Linked DNA regions of Homo sapiens: regions 1, 3 and 4 are each linked to region 2. The links are chromatin loops, found by intact Hi-C in ENCODE. Cell type or tissue: PC-9. All regions are shown on one strand. Links, peaks and the distances in the headings refer to the core of each region. The heading gives the core; the rest is flanking DNA. Region 1 overlaps PLD1 (phospholipase D1). Region 2 has its middle 53 kb from the start of EIF5A2. Region 3 overlaps TNIK (TRAF2 and NCK interacting kinase). Region 4 holds the start of LOC124909457 (a long non-coding RNA gene).

What was found. Hi-C counts contacts between places; a loop is a spot of excess contacts. Peaks named below come from ENCODE experiments on the same cell type or tissue, not always from the same donor. Only the 100,000 strongest peaks of a DNase experiment are listed, where the experiment ranks them.
Region 1: it touches region 2 in a loop (4-fold over the local background); 4 of 110 quality-filtered maps call a loop at or near these places.
Region 3: a loop joins it to region 2, with 4 times the contacts of the local background. A loop is called at or near these places in 16 of 110 quality-filtered maps.
Region 4: a loop joins it to region 2, with 20 times the contacts of the local background. A loop is called at or near these places in 4 of 110 quality-filtered maps.

What each region holds. Positions count from the first base shown.
Region 1 is chr3:171,642,996-171,648,817 of GRCh38, reverse strand. It overlaps PLD1 (phospholipase D1), which reads left to right. Exons shown (of 27, transcript NM_002662.5): 22 at 3,795-3,908. Among named protein-coding and RNA genes, the nearest start is that of PLD1, 160 kb to the left of the region's middle. In PC-9, for the core only: CTCF peaks have their summits at 2,091 and 2,290; a DNase peak (open chromatin) is centred at 2,267.
Region 2 is chr3:170,959,175-170,964,996 of GRCh38, reverse strand. No RefSeq gene overlaps it. Among named protein-coding and RNA genes, the nearest start is that of EIF5A2, 53 kb to the right of the region's middle. In PC-9, for the core only: CTCF peaks have their summits at 3,031 (motif pointing left) and 3,246 (motif pointing left); DNase peaks (open chromatin) are centred at 2,826 and 3,166; H3K27ac peaks cover 761 bases.
Region 3 is chr3:171,155,077-171,160,898 of GRCh38, reverse strand. TNIK (TRAF2 and NCK interacting kinase) reads left to right here. Exons shown (of 33, transcript NM_015028.4): 12 at 3,235-3,439. LOC105374216 (a long non-coding RNA gene) reads right to left here. Exons shown (of 5, transcript XR_007096163.1): 5 at 1-1,121. Among named protein-coding and RNA genes, the nearest start is that of MIR569, 51 kb to the right of the region's middle. RefSeq lists an enhancer at 1,465-1,759 and a silencer at 3,185-3,479. In PC-9, for the core only: a CTCF peak has its summit at 3,357; a DNase peak (open chromatin) is centred at 3,998; H3K4me3 peaks cover 1,142 bases; H3K27ac peaks cover 3,682 bases.
Region 4 is chr3:172,664,091-172,669,912 of GRCh38, reverse strand. All of the region lies in intron 1 of NCEH1 (neutral cholesterol ester hydrolase 1), which reads left to right. It overlaps LOC124909457 (a long non-coding RNA gene), which reads right to left and starts at 3,454. Exons shown (of 2, transcript XR_007096170.1): 1 at 3,231-3,454. In PC-9, for the core only: a CTCF peak has its summit at 2,918 (motif pointing right); a DNase peak (open chromatin) is centred at 2,902.

The sequences.
Region 1 (5,822 bases), core at 282-5,281, 680 kb before region 2:
CTTTGGGAGGCCGAGGCGGGTGGATCACGAGGTCAGGATATCGAGACCATCCTGGCTAACACGGTGAAACCCCGTCTCTGCTAAAAATACAAAAAATTAGCCGGGCGTGGTGGCAGACGATTGTAGCGCCAGCTACTCGGGAAGCTGAGGCAGGAGAATGGCATGAACCTGGGAGGTGGAGCTTGCAGTGAGCCGAGATCGCACCACGGCACTCCAGCCTAGGCGACAGAGCGAGACTGGGTCTCAAAAAAAAAAAAAAAGTAACTATGTTCTTATGTGGAAGGATTTCCAAGATACCCTGTTAAATGATAAAAATCATGTTCAGAAAAGTGTTTATAGTATTCTAATATTTGTGTAGAAGGAAAAAATACATATATTCTTATAAATTCTTACACTATTTCTAAAAGAACATGGAGGAAACTGTTAACAGGAGTTGCCCTCAGGATGAAGGAGTGAGAGAGATTTTTTTTCACTGTATAATCATCTACCTCTTACATTTTGTACTATGAGCATATGTTACTCATTTGAAAGTAACCTGTTTGGTAGTTCCTCAAAATGCTAAACATAGAATGACCACATGACCCAGCAGTTCCATTCCTGAATATAAACCCCAAAGAACTGAAAACAGGGACTCACAGATACTGTATGCTAGTATTATAGCAGTATTATTCACAATAGCCAAAAGGTGGAAACAACATAAGTGTCCATTAACAGATGAATGTGATATGTACATACCATGGAATATTATTCAGTCTTAAAAAGGAGGGAATTCTGACGCATGCTACAACATGGGTGAACCTTGAAGATGTTATGCTAAGCGAAACAAGTCAGACATAAAGGACAAGTATTGTATGATTCTAATTATATGCAAAATCCAGAACCAGCAGATTCATAGAGACAAGCAGATTAGAGGTTTCCAAGGGGTGCAGGCAGGGAAAAACAGGGTAGTTATGACTGGATAGTCACCGAGTTTCTGTCTGGGATGTTGAAAAGGTTTGGGAATAGATCATTATGATAGTTGTACAACATTGTATATGTAATTGATGCCACTGAACTGTACACTTAAAAATGGGGGCTGGGCGCGGTGGCTCACTCCTGTAAGCCCAGCACTTTGGGAGGCCGAGGCGGATCACCTGAGGTCAGGAGTTCGAGACCAGCCTGACCAACATGGAGAAACCCCGTCTCTACTAAAAGTACAAAATTACCTGGGCGTGGTGGTGCACACCTGTAATCCCAGCTACTCAAGAGGCTGAGGCAGGAGAATTGCTTGAACCTGGGAGGCGGAGGTTGCAGTGAGCCGAGATCGCACCATTGCACTCCAGCCTGGGCAACAAGAGCGAAACTCTATCTCAAAATAAAAAAAAAAGGGTAAAATGGCAAATTTTATATTACATGTATTTTACCACAATAAAATGTAATTTAATTTAAAGACATAAAATATAATTTTATTTAAAGAAAAAAATGTATGTAATATATTATATACACTTTACAAACAAAATGTAATTTAATTTAAAGGAAAAAATTCCTGTTCAGCTTAACCTCTTCTCTACCAGAAACTTCCCCAGAAACATTTTTCCAACCTGATCCCATCCTCCTAAAGCAAATAATACCGAGTGCATAGCATGTGCAAGGGTCTTTGATTGGGTACTACCAAAACCAGAAAGATATGTGGGCAGGCATCCTGTGTTTCAAAGGAGCTTATCACATAGCCTAGAGAGCAGATGTGTGTATCACTATCGTGTAAAGCAGAAAGAGTGCAGAACAGACATCCTGGCCATGTGCTATGAGTGCCGAGGCAAGAATAAAACAACTCTGACTGGAAGAGCCAAGTGGCTTGGCAGAGGAAATAGCCAATAAGGTGACCTAGAAGAAGTGGGATTCACTGGAGGCCCAGAAGGCTGATGAGCCAAGCTTTATTAGTAGGAAGGTGTACCTCTGAACAAAGGGTGGTAGTCTCCTGTCACTGGGCTGTGGTGATGGGAGGATTATACTGTAAGGCAGTATAATCCTGAATTCTGAAAAGGCAGTTGAGGCCAAATGACATCCATTTTTAACTGTCCAGTTTAATTTTTTGACTTTTAAATGTTGGCTGTGGGGAAATAGCTTAATAGCTTAGGTTTTCTTTTCTTTTTTTTTTTTTTTGTCTGTTCTTTTTCGCTATCCTGCTCACCATTTAGGGATGTGAGCCTTTTATTCTTACCAAGCAGCAAACTTGAACAGTTTACATTTTTTAATGTCTTCTTTCCAACTCAAACTATGTTTGCCATCTAGTGAATAATCCATGCCATTACAACAACCTACTCAAGATCCTTGTTTCTTAGCATGGCAGCCAAACTCACAGGCCTCCAAATTTCATTGTTGGTAGTCATTTCTGCCCTGAACTTCTCTTTCCACTTGCCCTGACATCGACTTTAGAGACATCAGTAATAAAATCTGATCCCCCAAAGAGTACTGATAATATTCACATGAAAGAAAAATTTAGTTGTTTAGAAGAAAATGCACTTTAGAAATGAGAAGTTTAAGTAGGATCGGACTTGAAAATTAACCAATGACAACACCTTTGTGTGAATATAGTCCTCCCGGATATCCCAGCGAGATTCATTGATCACAGTGTATGTCACATTCCTTTCGAGGCTTTTTCTTCTCCCTGTATATCCTATAAATAGAGACAAGAACGTTAATAGCTTTTGATTCTGAATAAATGGTACCTATTTGGAGCATACTTCAAATTTCTGATTTTCTGAATGCCCGTCAAAGAGAGAAAGCTACACTTTCTTCTTCTATTGTTATATCATTGAGTAGAATTCATTTTCTTTCAAAGGTTGTCATTAATCACTTGAGAGAATGGGACATGAAATATTGTGTTGTATGTGCAGGGGACTTAAATATACATACTGGCCACTCAGAATTCTTTTTTTTTTTTTTTTTTTTTTTGAGATGGAGTCTCGCTCTGTCACCCAGGCTGGAGTGCAGTAGCGCGATCTCTGCTGACTGCAAGCTCCGCCACCCGGGTTCACGCCATTCTCCTGCCTCAGCCTCCCGAGTAGCTGGGACTACAGGCGCCCGCCACCACGCCCGGCTAATTTTTTGTATATTTAGTAGAGACGGGGTTTCACCGTGTTAGCCAGGATGGTCTCAATTTCTTGACCTCGTGGTCCACCTGCCACGGACTCCCAAAGTGCTGGGATTACAGACATGAGCCACCACGCCCGGCCGGCCACTCAGAATTCTTAAAGGGCCTAGGGTAACATTTTACAGCTGAAAACTCAGAGTTTCTAAGTAGATAATGATGACTTCTGTTTTGGAAAATGTAATGGGTCCAGTGTGTCTTTTTGCCCCTGCGATCTAGGCTATGAGAACTGATTTACTCAACAATTATTAACTGAATGTCTACTATTTCCACGGCTCTAGCTAGGTACTGTGTTAACTATTAAGTTCTTTTTCCAAAACTTTGTTATAGCCTCCCCTACCCGCCTCTTTCCATGGGATCCAAGCAAGGATTTCTTACACTGCATTTTGTCCTACAAGCGATTATGCTGTAGAGAGACAATGGGTACAATTTCTACTTTACTGCCAAGTTTAGCTTGTTATTCAGGCTATGAAGCGATAGCCTGGATGACAGCTTCTGTCTTCCAGTCCAACAGCACACCCTCCCAAGTCCTGAAATGTGACAGAACGTGTTGTAGGAAGCCATTCACTCAATCTCAAAAACCATGTGAACTGCTTGGCTGTCATCTAAAATTGATACTACCTTTTATTTTTTGGGTGAATTTCTCTGCATCTGACCTTTGCAGGGAAAACCAGAAATACCGGGTATATGTCGTGATACCACTTCTGCCAGGGTTCGAAGGAGACATTTCAACCGGCGGAGGAAATGCTCTACAGGCAATCATGCACTTCAACTACAGGTGCCAAAACTCTAAATGGTCTATTTTGAGCTTTCGGTCATGCATCATGTAAGCTGATGAAGGGAATGGCAGTGTTTCTCCACATCCATTCGGTGGAGTGGGGAACAAATGAACACTTTATTTTACTTTCAAATCTTGGCCCGTTTGCTAGTTGATAAAATTCAAATGGAGCCTACAATGATAAATGATTGGCCTAAGACACATGGCAAACATAAAAGAACTAAAATATTAGTCCTTCTTGTATAGTTACTGTCTATTTCTATATATGTATAATGTTGATTAAAACTTATCTTTAAGTGGGTAAATAGCTATTGAGCTTTACATGTACTTTGCAGTAAATAGAGAAAAAATTAAATGCCTGAAATGGTAAGATTTGCTTGTGTTTGGTTATGATTCTTTAGGTAGCAAGTCCTTCAACAAGGTTGATAATGATAGCCTCTGTTAGTAAATAAATTCCCGGAATTTTGTTTTCTCTACCACATCTTTGTTAAAATTTTAGGGAAAGTTTTGTGCTTGATATTTTTAAAAGCTGAGTTTTTATATTTATTTAAAAGGGCACACTTGGGTTCCTCTTGAGGCTTCAGATTTGGCCAGTGGAGCATTGTGAAAAGGGCTGGAAAGTGCTAGCTGGTGGGTTGGGGGAGCACAGGCTAGAAAGCCTGCATAGATGGGGATGGAAATGCACCTCTGACCTTCTCTCAGGGTCACTTAACCAAAATCTCTTATTTTTCTGAACCACCTGTAGTTTCTCACCTTTCTAATCAAACCCTTCTGAAAGGTGGGAGAGGACGAATGATACTTTACATAGAACCTTTGGTAAGTAAAGCAGATTAGGGGTCAGGGCCTTGGTCAAATCGGGGGTGGAGACTTAGATGCCCTCCTGCTTGGGCCCCCTCGCCAGATGCTCCTGCTGGAGGATCTGTGCACAGTTCGAGTGCACCATTGTAGTGGAAATTTTTTTTTAATCCTCTTTTTTCTTACTGATGTTTCAAGCTTGTATCTGTTTATCTGCCAGGATTTCAAGGAAAGATTTTTGTTTGTTTGTTTCCTCCAGGGTGCTTCTGCCTAGTTACAGTACAAGAGAGCTTTAACTGTGCTTTGGCCTATATACTTGGACTGAAGATTTGCACATTTCTAATATTATCTGATTTATAAAATGATAAAGCTTTTCAAGTATTTAAGGCTCTGACATAATGTTTAATTGAATTTTATCAATTTCATTCGCCATTCTAATATTATTTTTGTAATATTGTTAATTGTAATTGTTTTCTATGACTATTTTCTTGCCTTCGAACCAGCTGAATGAAATAACACATTTGGCTTTTGTTCAGAAACAAAAACTATAACCTTTTATTATGCAAAAACATCTCTATTTGCTGGCATCATCTTTAATAATAGCATTTCTCAGGCATAAGTATACTCTTTATTACTCTCATAGAGCAAGCAGATGAAGCATAGAATTTTTGGTTTTGTCAGATTTTATAATTCATCAGTGATTATCAGAGTCTTAAGAAACAAAATCATTAGCAGAGTCCTTTATTTGAGACTATATTTTTCGTTTTTAGTGGTTTTGCTGAATTTAAAGACAGTCCATTCTAATAGTTTAATTTGTAAATTATTCTGCTAAGTGCTTGCCCTTTTCACCTCTGAGAGCAATGTGATTCTCTAAGTATTCTTATCTACTGATGCATTCTAAATTTATCTTTGCTGTTACCCAGTTTTGTAAGAGGGAAAGTTCATTCATGACCCTTCTTTTTTTAATAGCCTCTCTTTCTGAAATCTAACACGAATTTTATAACTTTTCCATTTACCTACCTCAAAACAACTATCATGTCCCTATTAGTAGCATTACAAAAGTGATATTCATGTAACTGTTTTTAGCATTTAGATATATATGTAGCATCTTCTCATAGA
Region 2 (5,822 bases), core at 460-5,459:
GCAGTGGCATGGCTTGGACAGTGCCAGGCCACTGAGGGTTGCTGCATACCAAGTGGCCTCTCTACCACTCTCATTTCCTAATTGTCAATGCCAACTACAGCCAAAGTACCACTTAGCTGAAGGCACCAGCATCTTTTATTTTGGCCTAGCTGCTTCAGCCAGTGCTTGGCCTAGTGCTTCAGCACTAATCTGTCATTCATTTAAGAGTGGTTCACAACCCTGTCTGTACATTAAAATCACCTGTGAAGTTAAAAAAAAAATTACCCAGGACTGCTCCATCCCCCAGGTATTCTGGTTTATTTGTTCTGGGATGAGACTAGACATAGTCTTATTTTCAAAGCTCTTCAGGTGAACCTAATGTACAGGCTGGATCCAGAACCCCCAATTTAAGAACTCTGAAAGGGTATACACCAAAATATTCATACTGGGTCTATCTGGGTGGTAGAATTACATAATAAATTCTACTTTTTTGTTGTTCTTGTTTTATCTTTAAAAGCATGCAAGTGTTTAAGTTGTGTATGAGAAAGGCTTTTTTTTTCCAAAAAAGTAACCCTCAAATTAACATAAAATTAAATTTCTATTTTAATTAATAGTCCCAATTTGAAATAAAGTTGGGGTGAACTATGTAAGTAATAATATTTCTTTTAAAAATAAATGGGATTAATGCAAACAACATATACTCCAAATGCGGGAGACTTTAACATTCTATCATGATTTCAAGAATTAGAGTCCTCCCTACCCATAAATAGCTCTATCAGGGTCAGAAACCCTTTTCCCTACCCTTTTCACTTATCCATATCAGGGACAATGACTCATCCTCATATACATATCTGGGCCCCCTTGGGATTCATCTCAGCATAGACAGGAAAGATATAAAAGACCCCATTCTGAAAAAGATTGAGCTTAAAATCTATTACATAAGATGCATATGCTAGTGGCTTGATTTGACTTATATAGATCTGGGACATATATGCCTGCCAACTATAGGTATTGGAGTTCTCTAAAGTCCCCTACCAGGGGAAAACACTCCTTGGTGAGATGTGTACACTGAGTATTTAGGGAGATTTTATGTAAATTGGTAAAATTTTAGTTTCTTTAACTACAAAATGTCTCTCACCTGCTTTCCTTCTCACTGGGCAACTTCCTCTTTATTAAAATTGACATCATCACTTATTATCCCATACAAATGTGCTTGTTCAGCTCCCACAATAAAATGTCTGGCCCAAAATGCCAATAGAGCTAAAGCTGAGAAACCCTAGCTTATGTATATATATGACCTCATTTATATTTTCTGAGGGCTACTTTGCTCACTTGTAACATGGGAATAAAAATACCTTCAAGGTATTTTCTGACCCTTGAAAACATAAATGATTTACTCAAGAGTACCTATCTAATAAACAATAATACTAAATATTGGACCCAGATTTCTAAATGCAGTTACCTTTCTATTTCATTACAATCTTGGTATCTACTAGATTCTTACAGCTCTCCTACTTGTATTCCCGCCTCCCTCCTTTCCTGAGCATGGTAACCCCACTCTTCAACCCTCATTTTTTTCTACCTGGCTTTCTTACCTTTTCTGACCTCCGATACTGTCTTCTCTTGGGTTATCATTTGGCCTTCTTATCCTCTGGTTCTATGTTAGGCCCAAGTAACAATGTTAGAGCCTGAAATTCCTTCCTTCATTAATGAATGTACACAATGGAATAACATTAGGAATATAATTTCTCTCCTAAATATTTTTATTGTTTGCTTAATATAGGTGCTCAGAGTTAAAACTTAGGGGGAAAAAAGATAGCAAGAGAGAAAATTTAAATCGGTCAATCTCCAAATCTAGAAATATATCTCTGCCATCAATTTTAGTATTTTCTCTATGCAAATCTTTTCTTCTATTAAAAAGCATTATGTCAACAATATGGTGTATTTTTTTTCCTATAATAACACTGGGGGCCTCTTTCTATGCCACTAAATATTGTTCTCGAGCACCATTTTTAATAGCTCCATAGTAATTCATTGTATGGATATATTAGAATGTCTTTAACCAACTTTGTATTGTTGGTTAGGCTGCTTCTAATTTTTAGCTTTTACAAACATATTTTGTAACATATACGAAATATTCTTAAAGCAAATCTTTGATCATTCTTTTCATGTTTTTACCTAGAAGAATATATAGATCAAATGACATTCAAGAATTTAAGGGTTTTGACAGACTCAAATTGAAAGGAAATTTTACTTCAAATTGATAACTTTTTTTTTTGGTAGGTGGGGCTGCTAAGCCATGAACATCCTTTATCCAGGTTGGTTTCTCACTATGGTGGCCTCTCATTGCTTATCTGTGAAATGAACAACCAGAGTAAGGCTGGCAGTTGGTGGTAATTAGTCAGTACTTTTACCACTACTATAAACTACTTCTGAATAATCTTGAAATTCAATTCCACTGACCTTTAGTAAATTCCACATCATATTAAACACAATCCAAAGACTATAAACATAAACTGCCTACCTTGGAGGTGTTTATAATTTAGTGTACACACATTATTATGTAATACAAAATGTTATCAGTTTGGTAAGAAAATTTAAAAGTGCTGTAGAAAGAGGAATATTTCTGAGTAAGGTGTTTGGGGAAATTGTCATGAGGGAAATGATATTTAATTCAGGCTTCAATGATGGGCAAGGTCAGATTTTGAACTGGCAATAGGCAGAAGGGCATTGGGAGTATGGAGACACACAAAGCAGAATAGTCAGTGGCAAGAAAGTGTATGACATTTATTTGAAAAAAAAAGGACAGCAGTCAATGTTTCTCCTGAGTAGGGTTAATGCAAGGCAACAATAATAGATACACTGGGAAAAGAAGATTGGTATCAAACTGTAAATTCTTTGCTGAGGAGTGGAAACTATTTGGAGGGGAATAGGGAGCTGATGAAGGGGACAGAAATGCTGCACGAAGGTTACTCTGTGAGCAGTGTGGATCACAGTGGCATCTGGTGTTGGGAATTATCACAGTAGCTCTTTTGTGAGAAGAAAATAAGGGCCTGGAAATGAGAAAGGTCGAAGAGAAGGAAACTGACAGCCAGAAAACGTATAGCTGAACCTCTTCAAATTGTGTAAAATATAATAATGCAAGCAAGAGTAAAATTGGCAAATTTAAAAAGCTTGATTTATAGTCTATGTTCCTCCCACCCAAATTTTTCCTAAATTAATATGCAACTGTCAGCACAGATTGTTTGCTGTTAATTTAACTACATTTGAAAAGCTTTAGCACCACCTGGTGATGAAAACTCAGATCGACTCCAACAACCCTAAATTCCATCTTTTTTTCTGCCAAGTTTTTATTTTGAAAACATTTCAAACATACATAAAATTTTAAAGAATACTGTAATAACACCCTTACACCTTCATCATATTTACCAATTGTTATGTTTTGCCACATTTGCTTTAGTTCTTCCTCTATGTGTTGAACCATCTGAAAGTAAACTACAGACACTAAAACAATTCAAAAACTGTCAGCATAAACTTCCTGAAAGGATACCCTCTGCATAATGACAATACCATCTCCTTACCTGAAAAATTAATAATTTTACACCATCATCTAATATGCAATCTATATTCAAATCTTCCAAGTTTTCATCAAAAAAAATGTTTTTAAGTTTGCATTTTTAAGGCCAGAATGTAATCAAGACTTACGCTTTGCATTTGGTTGACATGTTTCAGGGGTCTCTTTTAATCTAGAGCAATTCTCACTTTTTATTTTGGCCTTCCATGGAGGCCTTTGCTGACTATCTTATCCAAGATCCACCCTACCCCCATTGGGGTAGGGTGCTTTTCTGTCTTTGCTTTTCTGCCCCCATTTTACTTAACATTTATTGACACTTAGCATTTAGCGGCTTTCCCTCTTCCTTTTTTTTTTTTCTTGCCTGTCTCTTCCCACTGAAGTATCAGCTCCATGAGAAGAAGGATTTTGTTTGTTTTGTTCACTGCCCACTGCTCCATCCTCAGTATCCAGAACAGTGCCTGGTATACAAAAAGTGCTCAATAAATACTATCTGTTGAAGGAAAGCATTGACCTCTGGGAGTTTGATTATTAAATGTCTTGAGGTAATATTATTTGGGTTAAATCTGCTTGTTATTCTATAACCTTCTTGTACTTGAATATTGATATCTTTCTCTAGGTCTGGAAAGTTCTGTTATTATCTCTTCAAATAAACTTTGTATCCTGGACTCTCACTCTAATTCTTTTTTAAGGCCAATTACTCTTAGATCTGCCCTTTAGGGGCTATTTTCTAGATCTTGTGGGCATTTTTCCTTTTTTTTTTTTTTGAGATGGCATCTTACTCTGTCGCCTAGGCTGGAGTGCAATGCGGCGATTTCGGCCTACTACAACCTCCACCCCCCCGGTTTCAAGCAATTCTCCTGCCTCAGCCTCCAAAGTAGCTGGGATTATAGGTGCCTGCCACTGCACCTGGCTAATTTTTGTATTTTTAGTAGGGACGGGGTTTCACCATCTTGGCCAGGCTGGTCTTGAACTCCTGACCTCGTGATCCACCCACCTCAGCCTCCCAAAGTCCTGGGATTACAGGAATGAGCCACCGCGCCCGGCCAAGCAGGCATGTTTCATTCCATTTTATTCTTTTTTGTCTCCTCTGCCTGTATATTTTTAAGCAGCCTGTCTTCATGGTCACTAATTATTTCTTCCACTTAATCCACTTTGCTGTTGAGAGAATCTGAAGCTTTCTTCCATTTATCAATTGTATTTTTTAGCTTTGGGATTTTTACATGATTTTTAACAATTATTTCAATCTTTTTGTTACATTTATCTGACGGGATTCTAAATTTCTTCTCTGTGTTATCTTGAATTTCATTGTCTTTTAAAACACCTATTTTGAAATCTCTGAGAGATTACATGTCTCTGTCTCTCTGGGATTTGCCCTTAGTCTCTTATTTAGTCCATTTGGTGTGGTCATGCTTCCTGGATGTTTCTGATGCTTGTGGATGTTTGCTGGTGTCTGGGTATTGAAGAGTTAGGTATTTATTCCAATCTTTGCATTCTGGGCCTGTTTACACCTGTCCTTGAGAAAGCTTTCCAAGTATCCAAAGGGAATTGAGGGTGTACAGCAAATCACCATGGCCACATGTCTACCTATGTAACATACCTGCATATTCTGCATCTGTATCCTGGAACTTAAAGTAAAAATTTAAAAAAAAATTACGTAAATGTGTTTAAGAAAACTACCTAAAGCCAGGGAAAGAACCATCTGAAAGAATAAAGGACATAATGTGTAGAACTCACACAGGCCTGGGAACAGTGACTGTTCCCACCAGCCAGCTGTAAGAATCTCATAAATCAGGGGCATTGAGTAGAGTACTCAGGAAGGCATTATCTCAGCACTGGGAAATATTTAGCTCTAGACTGAGTGCTGCTCTGGACCCACCTGAAAAATCATAAGAGCAAGACCTAAAAAAATCAAATTGTTTCCAAGTAACTTGATTGTATCTGAGAACAATGCTCAAGAAAATTTATAGGAATACAAAAATATCCAGCACTCAACAAGTTAAAGTTAACAATGTCTGACATCTCACCAAAGATCACCAGCCATGGAAAGGAGAAGGAAAACACAACACATAAAGAGAAGACTAATCAATGAATAGAAATCAACTCAGGACTGACGAAGATGTTATAATTAGCAGAGAAAGACATTAAAACAGCTTTTACATATGTTCACAAGGTTGAGACCTAGAAATATAAAAGAGATTCAAATCAAACACAATAACTAAGATAAAATATACAGTGGATGGGATTAATGACAGATTGGACATTGAAGAAG
Region 3 (5,822 bases), core at 241-5,240, 200 kb before region 2:
AGTTCGTTACTTCACACCTTTGAGAAGCCCATTCGGGTAGCCACTGTCCTTGTCACATGCCTTGGTATTTTCATTGCAGCCTAATCCAGGAGAAAGTGATTTTCAGAAAATCAAATTATATGTAGAGATGAACTCCAAACAAATACTTTTGGGCCATTCCTGTTGTCACCTGTTGGACCTCAGAATCCAGGGCTGTTTTATTGTCATGCCTACATTTTGAATTCCACTTGACTTTGATTCTGACTTTCTTCTAGTCTGTGTTTATAAGTAATTAAGGTTAGTGTGCTTGCACTGCCAGGATATCTCTTTGGTGAGCGAATTCAGCTTGTTGAGTCAAGGAGGGCAGGCCCACATCCCATGGTGCCATGCAGTATACATGTGAAGTAAGACTTGGGGGGAATTGCACAAGCAGAAGACTCATTGAGGTGTGGCCTCCCTCCTCAAGCCATCCAAGGAGTGGACCCTAATGCTCCAGAAGGATCAGTTCCTGTACCACTGAGGGAGAGCTTTCTGACCAGAAAAGGGGCCAGCTTAGCCACCACTGCTAGAATGAGCCAGATACCATGTGTTCTTTTTTTATGCTAACTCAGACCTACTGAGCTGGATTCTTGCTAAGCTTCTATAAGAAGATGGAACTGAGCTTTCAGAGCCATCCAGTTTTTCTCTCTTCACCTGCCACAGGATTCCTCAAGGTCAAAGACCGAATACTTCTTTCCTACCATCTGATACATAGCATGTTGGCCGTCCCCGGTTTAGCTGCATAAAGAAGATGACTGCCAAGTAGTGACATAGAAAATGAACATTCCTGAAAGGCAGAGGACCAAACGCCCTGCTTTCAGAGAAGTTGTACACCAGTGTTCAAAAGCTTACCCAAAAGGTTACTGTGTCAGCCTTCTGACCACTTTCTGTAGAACTGAGAAACCCTGTCTTTCTAACACTTGCTAAACTGCATATTAGGAGTCACTCAACGAGCCAGCCCAGCCGTACCTTAACACTTCCGTAATTATAACATGTCATTATATCATGCTGAAGATTATGTTCCAAGTCCTGTTGTTGTTGTTATTATACTTTAAGTCCAAGTCCTGTTTTTATGGACGTATCTAATTAATCTTCATGAAATCCTGAAAAATAGAAAAGGACAATGGTTATCTCATTTTAGAAATGAGGCGACAGCCTAAGGGTTGCACCCAGGTCACACACAGAGTTAATGGTTGAGTCACTAACACAGCTCAGATCTTCTGACATTGATTCAATATCAATTAATATTAATGGAGCATCCTCGTGTGCATGGGAGGCTGGGTTCCCAAGTCCCTCCCCTCTGCACAGGGCAAGTGGCCTGTGTAGATAAGCACCATCGTTTGGGGTTTTAGAGTTTGACACAAAGGCTCTAAGTTTTAGAGAAGGCTTGTGAGTAGACGCCAAGCATTGTCTATGGAACATCACGAACAAAGCCTTTTTATGTCTTTTCATGGCAGTATCTCACACAGCACACTAACTACTCTCCAAAACCGATCCTTGGTCCTCTTGTTAACTGCCACGAAACTTGCTCCTCCCTCAGCATTCCTCATTCCTGTTCTCGTTACCACCGTCACCCAGCCACCAAGACAGAACCTGCAAGTCATCCCTCACTCCACATGTCAGATCTGTCCACAGGCTTCGTGACCTCTATCCCCAAACGCTCCTTCCCTCCTCCACCCGCTCTGCTCTCGCCCTGGGTGGTGTCCCCACCCCAGAACCACTCTGCAGCAGCAGTCCGGCTTGCTGTGCTTGCCCCTGTACCCCTCGCTAGGTCATCCATTTAGCAGCCAAACCCATCTGCTCATGTTGCTCTTCTGCATAAAACCTTCCCGTGCCTGCATGGCTGTCGCGGCCCCGCACCTATCTCTCTGACCTCCTCTCATACCCTTCTCCCTCTCATTCACTCTGCTCTGGGAAGCCGGGCTGGTGTTCAGTTGCTCAAAAATAGGGTGCACCCCTGTTTTCCTCTCAGGCCTCTAAACCTGCTTTTCCCTCTGCCTGGAACGTTCTTCCTTCTTCATCAACTGCTTCCTTCCCAGAGAGGTCTTTCTGACCACCCATCTAAAGTAAGGCCTCAAAGCTTACCTCAGCTCCCAGCCACTGTCACTGAAACAATTACAATTTTAGTCTTCTATAGAGCCTATTAATACCTGAAATTATTTGTCTGTATGTGTGTCCCATAAGAAGATAACTTTAAAGGGAGAATTTATCTAGCAACTGCCGTATCCTTAGAGCTTACTACAGTGACTGCCACATAGCAGGTGCTCCGTAAATATGTGTTTAATAGATTTATTTCAAATGGAAGCTTCCAGAAAGATTAAAAGGGCTACGTTTGAATAAACAGAAGTCATTTCTTAGCTCCCTCTTAGGCTGCTGTGCAGAATCAAGGAGTCTGTAACATTTAGTTGTTCACCTGCGAGCAGGGCAGCCCAGGACCACCAGCGAAGTAGGTAGAACTTATTTATGTCCTCTCGATCTCTGTCGTATGCACACACATTCATGTACAACCACCATTTTACAGAAGACAAAACTGTTACCTAAACAGAATCTAGGAACCAATGAGCTGGGTTGAAGTCCTAGCTGCACCTGCTGTGGCCAGAGCCAAACCAAGCCCTTTAAGTGTGGTACAGTCAGGCAAACCCTGACTTGGACTCAGCAGGCTTGGGCTCAGATCCTGGCTCTGTGTTGACCTTGACTCAAGGGTTTTCCATCGCTAGTTCATCGTGGCTTCACAGGAGCAGCCTGGCCTCTGCCTCATGGGGTTTGGTGTGAGGGGGTGGTGTGGGTGAGGCCGATCTGTGCTTGTCTGAGTACCCTTGTTGCCCACCATTGTCCATTTTTATTGAAAATAATCCAGTCTGGGGCTCATGGCTTGCACACTGGCTAAAGTCTTTAAAAACAAATCTTTGCCACGTCCCAAGGATGAGGGAGTGGTGTGGACAGTCCTGGAGAAGGTGACAACTCTGAGAATGTGACATCCCTCTATGGATGGAGGCAGCATTTGTTGGCCACAGTCGTACTGAAAGGGAGGCAGGTCTCTTATCCTGATGCTGTTTCTTTGGGGTGAATGATTGAATTAGCGGAGGATCTAGGAGCCTGTGCTCTTCTTTCCCTGTGTGTGGGTGAATCATTTGTCCCGCTTTCCTCCTCCAAGGCCTCTTGGTAGCCATGGCCCCTGCCCCACGTGGGATCCTGATCACTCTCTCCTACCCACAGCTCCATCCTGAATCTGCCAGGGGAGTCGACGCTGCGGAGGGACTTTCTGAGGCTGCAGCTGGCCAACAAGGAGCGTTCTGAGGCCCTACGGAGGCAGCAGCTGGAGCAGCAGCAGCGGGAGAATGAGGAGCACAAGCGGCAGCTGCTGGCCGAGCGTCAGAAGCGCATCGAGGAGCAGAAAGAGCAGAGGCGGCGGCTGGAGGAGGTGAGGACCTGCTCGGGCCACCTCTGACCCCAAGCCTCTCAGTTGTGGTCACTCTCCAAGCATTCCCTGGGGGCCCACATCCCACCTGTGAGCACACAGAGCTTAGAGGCACAAAGGGGTTGACTGCAAGGGCAGATAAGTCCTGAATGCTCTTACAAACAAAAGGCTTCCCTTGCTTTTTGTGGTGGTGTGGTCATTTCAGAAAAGCAGGTGAAGGCCGTCACCCCTTCCTGTCTTGCCCATATATCACCTTCTCAGCACCTTCTCAGCTTTACTTAAAGTCACAGTCCCTCCCTCCAGCATGTCCTATTTCCCTGCCCTGCCTTATTACTTTTACACAGCCCTTAGCACCTTCAAATATAGTCTACATATACTTTTACATGCCTGAATGTCCCTACTGGAATTTAAGCTCCATCAGGACAAGGAGATTTTATCTCTTTTATTCCCTGATGTATCTCTAGCATGTCGTAGGTGCCTCATAAATATCTGTGGAATGAGTAATATATGAATGAATGGGTCAGTAGTTGAGAGGTGAAATATAGGTATTAACTAGATCACAGTGAATAAGCAGATAAGTGGAATTTCAAGTATGGAAGAGTAGGACCTGCCTATTGATGCTCTGAATGCTAGGAAGAATGTTTCACAGATCCTTTCCCAGACATCCCTTAGTACCCAGGGCCTGTCCTCCAGCCTGTGGGCAAGACCTGCCTTTAGCAGCAGATACTGCTTATCTGTGTGGGAAGCCATACTGCTAGCCACAGTTGGCTGCATGCCTTGTCCTGGGCCAGACTCTCACCTTGTGGTCTTACAGACATTTGTTAAAGCCTCCTTCCCAGAACTTTGCCCAGATATCTCAGGCCTCCTTCCTCTGCCAGATAAATCAAAGCCTCTAGACAATTAGGAAACCGAGAGAGCATATCTATTGGGGAAGTTGGGCAGCAGATGAAAGGCGCACTAACTGCACGGTAATGGGATAGTAATTTTACAGGTTTCCCGAACACCAGCTTGCTTCTCATTAACGGGCTTGCAGCAATTCACTTGCTTTGCCAGGTGGCCACTGAAGATTTAGAGGGTGGTGAATTGCAGTCACCAGCAGCAGATTGCTTTTTAAATGGTACATCAAGGTCCAGCCTCCCTGGTTTAAATCAGTAAGGGCCTCAGTTCCAGTTTGCAGCAAATCCCATCAACCTCATTATGTCCTTCAAATATCAGTATCAGACCAGCAACAATAATACCCAATGGTTACAATTATTGAGTGATTTTAGTAATGTCAAGTACCAGGCAGGATGCTTTGCTTATAGCCACTATCTCATCTACTATCATTATCTCTTTTCCTGTATTGATTATCTCTCATGCAAAACTCATAATCCCCATTTAACAAAGAAGAAACTGAGGTTCAGGGAGGGAAGTAATTGGTCCCATGTTGCAGGGTACTGTGTTTAGTACTTTACACGAATTGTCTCATTTAATCCTCACAATAATCTCCAGTCTAAAGATAATGCAGCTGAGTCTTAGAGAGGTTAATAACTTGTTAAAGGTTGAGAAGAAAACCGGGTTTCAGATCCAGGGGATTGGCCTGCAGAGCCTAAGCACCAAGTCACTGCATGTGTTCTGTGTCTCCACTGATAAGTCAAAGTTGGTATGCTTTTCCACATCCCTCATCTGGCCTCTATGTCTATAGTCTTTTATCCTGAACATTTAAGGAGTTCTGCGCAAGGGCACAGAATCTGTGGCCAACAGATGCTCGCCTTTGACCTGGGTTCTGTCTCACGCTCCCAGTCAGAGCTATTGCCAAGGCCTCCTTTGTGTCTCTTCTCTTGTGGCATTTGCTTGAACCTCTACCATGGAGCAAGTCAGAGTTCAGCTCACTGAGGCATGTGCAGCCAGAGACACACCCTGTCAATCCTGGCTTGCACAGAAGACGTCAGCCAGCATGCATGAGGGCACAAGCCTTTTGCTGTATGTACCAATGGGCATGAGCCTTGGCTCCATACCAGAAGCAGGAATGCTTCTGGCCACAGAGCATTGATAGATTATTCCAGCTTTCTCTTTTGATCCTTCATCTTATTCTATAGCGCAGTGGAGAAGAACAAGGAATACTAAGTACTCAGAGAGCTGTAAATTCTGAACCCCTTAGTCATGACATTCTCTCCCACCAGGAACTCTTCTGCTGTGTCCTGCTCCTGCCAGGTCCCCTTCTATGTCTGCTTCCCTGGCCTTTGGTGACCACTTGTGTTTCTGGTGTCCTGAGTAGGAACTTGGACTACATTGTCATATAGAAACTGTTAAAGCCCATAGTTCAGCTTGAGTATTTCACTGCGAGTCATTTTTCCTTTTGTAGGAAAAACATTCCCACTTAGCTACCCCTTTGGTCACACAGGAC
Region 4 (5,822 bases), core at 601-5,600, 1.7 Mb before region 2:
ACTATCAACTAATATTATGGATGATATTATTTAGAAACCATTCTGTATGCTACACAAGTCCTTTGAAAATGATATGAGCTGGACACAGTGGCTCACACCTGTAATCCCAGCCCTTTGGGAGGCCAAGGCAGGTGGATCACGTGAGGTCAGGAGATCAAGACTAGCCTGGCCAAGATGGCGAAACCCCATCTCTACTAAAAATACAAAAATTAGTTGGGTGTGGTGGCAGGTGCCTGTAATCCCAGCTACTCAGGAGGCTGAAGCAGGAGAATCACTTGAACCCAGGAGGCGGAGGTTGCAGTGAGCCGAGATTGTGCCACTGCCCTCCAGCCTGGGTGACTCCATGTCAAAAAAATAAATAACCACTAAAATGGCTATTATTCATCTTTCAAAATCTGTTAATACCTGGAAGTTCTGCATGACCTTTAGGAAAACTACATCCACAAAACATTCCTTCTAGTTTCCTAATAAGTTTTAGAAGAAATATTACCATTCTGAGCTAAAATAGTTCTACTTCCTTAGGGCAAATTCCTCTCATAACATGAAATAGGCAAATACAATTACTCTAAAAAAAGTTCAGCCATAGCATCTTAGAGTTTAAAGGAATAACCCTTAGGAGTTCACATAATTTTTTTCCACTGCTTCCTAGGCAGATCTCATTTAGTGTAGCTGGCGTGTTGCCCTGCCCACACGAACAGTGGACTTCTCCAAACATTTCTTTAAATATTTTTCTCACAAAATGAGAAGTTGAATCAAAACGTTGGTGTTAATTCAGTGTCTCAAAGACATTAGACCCAAGGCCTCTGTCTTTTCCTCATGGTTGCTGATGAAGGCCGAAGCTATAGCCATAATGGTAATATTCCAGTTGGAGAGAGAAGAAACTACTCTTTTGTATACTAAAAATACAAAAATTAGCTGGGTGTGGTGGCATGCGCCTGTAGTCCCAGCTACTTGAGAGGCTAGTACAGGAGTCGCTATGTTTTTAGCCAGCCCATTCAGTTTTTGTAAAGCTCCATCATTACATTTTTCATCATACTGACCTAATACCTAGCTATATTTAGCTTGCTCACGCTCTGCCTTCTGGGGGGAAAATATATATGTCTGTGCATTCTCTATATCTACCTAGTATCAATTAGAGTTTTATGTTTTCCTGCATGTAACAGAAAACACGTTAACAGTGGACTTCTCCAGATACTTCTTTAAATATTTTTCTCACAAAATGAGAAGTCGAATGAAAGCATTGGTGTCAATTCAGTGTCTCAAAGATATTAGACCCAAGGCCTCTGTCTTTTCCTCACGGTTGCTGATGAAGGCTGAAGCTATAGTCATCACGGTAATATTCCAGTCGGAGAGAGAAGAAACTACTCTTTTGTAAACTAAAAATACAAAAATTAGCCAGGTGTGGTGGCAGGTGCCTGTAGTCCCAGCTACTCAGGAGGCTGAGGCAGGAGAATCGCTTGAACCTGGGAGGCGGAGCTTGTAGTGAGCCGAGATTGTGCCATTGCACTCCAGCCTGGGCAACAGAGCGAGACTCTCTCAAAAAAAAAAAAAAAAAAAAAAAAAATGCTTCCTTTTCCATTTGTTTCCTGAGCTTATTGGTGTTCCAGTTAGGGTTATTTACTGAAACTGCTTCCCTCCCTATTGGGAATGGTGTTTCTGATATTTTTTCACTTTCCCTACCTGCTTTCTTCCCTTTTGGTGTATTATAGGAGATATATTGCTCATCTCTGAAATTATCTGCTGCTTACAGAGCTACCTGCTCTTCAACTGCAGTGAGGGTCTGGTTTAGGAGGAGAGTAACATCCCTGCATGTGAGGTGAAATACCTGAGTTAAATTTTGGAAAGCTTTTATGTACCAATCATGGTTGTTAGAAAATTGGCCTAAGTCATCTTTTATTTGCCTAAGGTTTTGTTATGAGACGGGAACTTGAAGGGGGCCCAAATAAGGGGGATCCTCAAATGGTTCCCTGGAAGTTGCTTCTTTAACTTTTGGGGAACTGTTTTCCCTGGGACTGCCCAATATGATTGCTAAAAGAGCTGGGTTGATCTTACAGTGCTTGGCAAAGGTTTAGTAAAAATGCCATGCCCTTGTATAAAAGAAAATGAGTTGCTTTTCTCTTTAAAGTCCTTAGGTTAAGGAAGTGTTCCAGTGCTGTAGAGTGCACTCCAGAGGGGTGCAAGCTGAAGAAAATCTGTTACCCATCTAGAAAAAGAAGTGAGAATAAAAGCATCCTCTTAGTCTCCTTCCTTTCCGTATGACCTAGGGTGGAGGAAAAGACAGGGAGTGTTCGACTGTTTTCCCTCCCTGGTTCCTGGGTTCTGCCACCAAGTTAAATATGCCGCCCATGGTTGAAGACATGGTCCTCCAAGCCATGGAACTGGATAAACTAAGTGATGGGACTAACCGTGCTTTACTGCGCAACCTTAGGTCATCCACCTTCTGTGATTTCCCTTTGACTTCCTAAACCTGTGTGATCTGCCTGGCTCCCCAAAAAACGTATCTCCAGAGAGACTGTGTCGTCTTTGAGCAAGGCTCCTTTAATGGAGGTAGTGTGCTAGATTGCCTGCTATTATGCCCCGTGCTAAAGCATTTACTCCTAGAAAAATGGTTCTGGTTAACTTCCGTACTTAAAATCCCCTTACTAATTAAGTACTGTCTTGGAGACAGAGTAGGTGCCTTAAAAATACATAGGAACCGAATGGCCGTTTTCCCTGCTGATGGGACGCATTGAGACTAAAATTTGGCCACAGAAGACATCTTACTCCTAACTGTTGAAAACAGAGCTCTCCTGTTTACACAAGTAGCCTAGAGCCTGATTTTTAGTGGTGTGAAAGGAGATTGCAGTGTACAGCAAAGGACCAGCAATATGTCCTATGAAGAGGATTTCTATTTCCACTAGGCGGCGCTGTTGGCTTAGAAATACCTTGGGCTCGCCAGAGGATTACTAGCCGGTAATCTCACTGTTGGAGGTGGAAAAGGGGAGAACTCTGTTCCTAGAAGGTTGCAATGGCATTTTCCTGAGCTATATCCCAGGTCTACAGCATTTCCTGATCTTGCCTAACAGGATTACTTCTCTAGGCTGTAAAAATTCCCACACATTCAACACACAGAAAGTAAGAGATCGCAGACAGAGAAACCAGGAAAGAAGGAAGGTTTTGCAACAGGATAGCCGGCAGACAGCCTTGAGATTAAAGGACAGATCTGAGATTGAGATTTGCTCCATACTCACCGCTCCGATGAATGAATTCCTGGCCAATGCACCAAAATGATACGGCTCCGATGACTGGAGGAACACCAGGGTCCTTGGTCTCGCACCAGTTTAGATAAAATGACACAGACACACATGTAATGGTTTTAAGGAGTGGAGAGTTTATTAGGCAAGAAGGAAGGAAGAAGAAAACAGCTCCCCCATACAGAGACAGAGGGAGGGGGGATTAGAACAAACAGAAACTTGGTGTGTGGCAGAAAAGTGGTTGCTTATATTGGGATGCTGCAGGGGGCAGTGTCTGGTTTGCATAGGGCCCAGGGGATTGGTTTGACCAGGTGTGTCATTTATGTAGCCTGCAAAACACCTGGTCCACCCACCTTAGCCCTTTAATATGCAAATGCAGGTTGCCATGATGTTCTGAACACATGGTGTTATCCGGAGGCAGCCATGACACGTGGCACACACCGGGACAGGAAGAAGAAGGCAGGAGTTGCCATATTGGGTGGACAATTTCTAATAGCCAGCATTTGCATATCAAAGCTTGCCAGACTGGCCCTTCAAGTCGTTTTTCTGTTAGAAAAGAAATGGCTTGGGTTCCAAGAATAGAAGCAGCTCCAGTCTACAGCTCCCAGCATGAGTGACACAGAAGATGGGTGATTTCTGCATTTCCAACTGAGGCACTGGGTTCATCTCACTGGGACTTGTTGGACAGTGGGTGCAGCCACGGAGTGTGAGCCAAAGCAGGGTGGGGCATCGCCTCACCCGGGAAGCACAAGGGGTCGGGGAATTCCCTTTCCTAGCCAAGGGAAGCTGTGACAGATGGTACCTGGAAAATCGGGACATTCCCACCCTAATACTGTGCTTTTCCAGTGGTCTTAGCAAATGGCAGACCAGGAGATTATATCCCGCGCATGGCTCGGCGGGTCCGACACCCATGGAGCCTTGCTCACTGCTAGCACAGCAGTCCAAGATCAAACTGCGAGGCAGCAGCAAGGCTGGGGGAGGGGTGTCCACCATTGCTGAGGCTTGATGAGGTAAACAAAGTGGCCAGGAAGCTCGAACTGGGTGGAGCCCACCACAGCTCAACGAGGCCTGCCTGCCTCTGTAGACTCCACCTCTGGGGGCAGGGCATAGCTGAACAAAAGGCAGCAGAAACTTCTGCAGACTTAAACATCCCTGTCTGACAGCTTTGAAGAGAGTAGTGGTTGTCCCAGCATGGAGTTTGAGATCTGAGAACGGACAGACTGCCTCCTCAAGTGGGTCCCTGACCCCTCAGTAGCCTAACTGGGAGGCACCTCCCAGTGGGGGCCAACTGACACCTCATACAGCCAGGTGCCCCTCTGAGACAAAGCTTCCAGAGGAAGGATCAGGCAGCAACATTTACTGTTCTGCAATCTTTGCTGTTCTGCAGCCTCTGCTGGTGATACCCAGGCAAACAAGGTCTGGAGTGGACCTCCAGCGAACTCCAACAGACCTGCAGCTGAGGGTCCTGACTGTTAGGAGGAAAACTAACAAACAGAAAGGAATAGCATCAACATCAACAAAAAAGACATCCACACCAAAACCCCATCTGTAGGTCACCATCATCAAAGACCAAAGGTAGATAAAATCACAAAGATGGGGAGAAACCAGAGCAGAAAAGCTGAAAATTCTAAAAATCAGAGTGCCTCATCTACACCAAAGGATCACAGCGCCTCGCCAGCAACGGAACAAAGCTGGATGGGGAATGACTTTGATGAGTTGACAGAATTAGGCTTCAGAAAATCGGTAATGACAAACTTCTCCCAGCTAAAGGAGGATGTTCGAACCCATCACAAAGAAGCTAAAAACCTAGAAAAAAGATTAGACAAATGGCTAACTAGAATAAACAGCATAGAGGAGACCTTAAATGACCTGATGGAGCTGAAAACCATGGCACGAGAACTACGTGACACATGCACAAGCTTCAGTAGCCGATTCGATCAAGTGGAAGAAGGGGGTCAGTGATTGAAGATCAAATGAATGAAATGAAGCAAGAAGAGAAGTTTAGAGAAAAAAGAGTAAAGAGACAAACAAAGCCTCCAAGAAATATGGGACTATGTGAAAAGACCAAATCTACTTTTGATTGGTGTACCTGAAAGTGACGGGGAGAATGGAACCAAGTTGGAAAACACTCTGCAGGATATTATCCAGGAGAACTTCCCCAACCTAGCAGGGCAGGCCAACATTCAAATTCAGGAAACACAGAGAATGCCACAAAGATACTCCTCGTGAAGAGCAACCCCAAGACACATAATTGTCAGATTCACCAAGGTTGAAATGAAGAAAAAAATGTCAAGCGCAGCCAGAGAGAAAGGTCAGGTTACGTACAAAGGGAAGCCCATCCGACCAATAGTGGATCTCTCTGCAGAAACTCTACAAGCCAGACGAGAGTGGGGGCCAATATTCAACATTCTTAAAGAAAAGAATTTTCAACCCAGAATTTCATATCCAGCCAAACTAAGCTTCATAAGTGAAGGAGAAATAAAATCCTTTACAGACAAGCAAATGCTGAGAGATTTTTGTCACCAGTAGGCCTGCCTTACAAGAGCTCCTGAAGGAAGCACTAAACATGGAAAGGAACAACTGGTACCA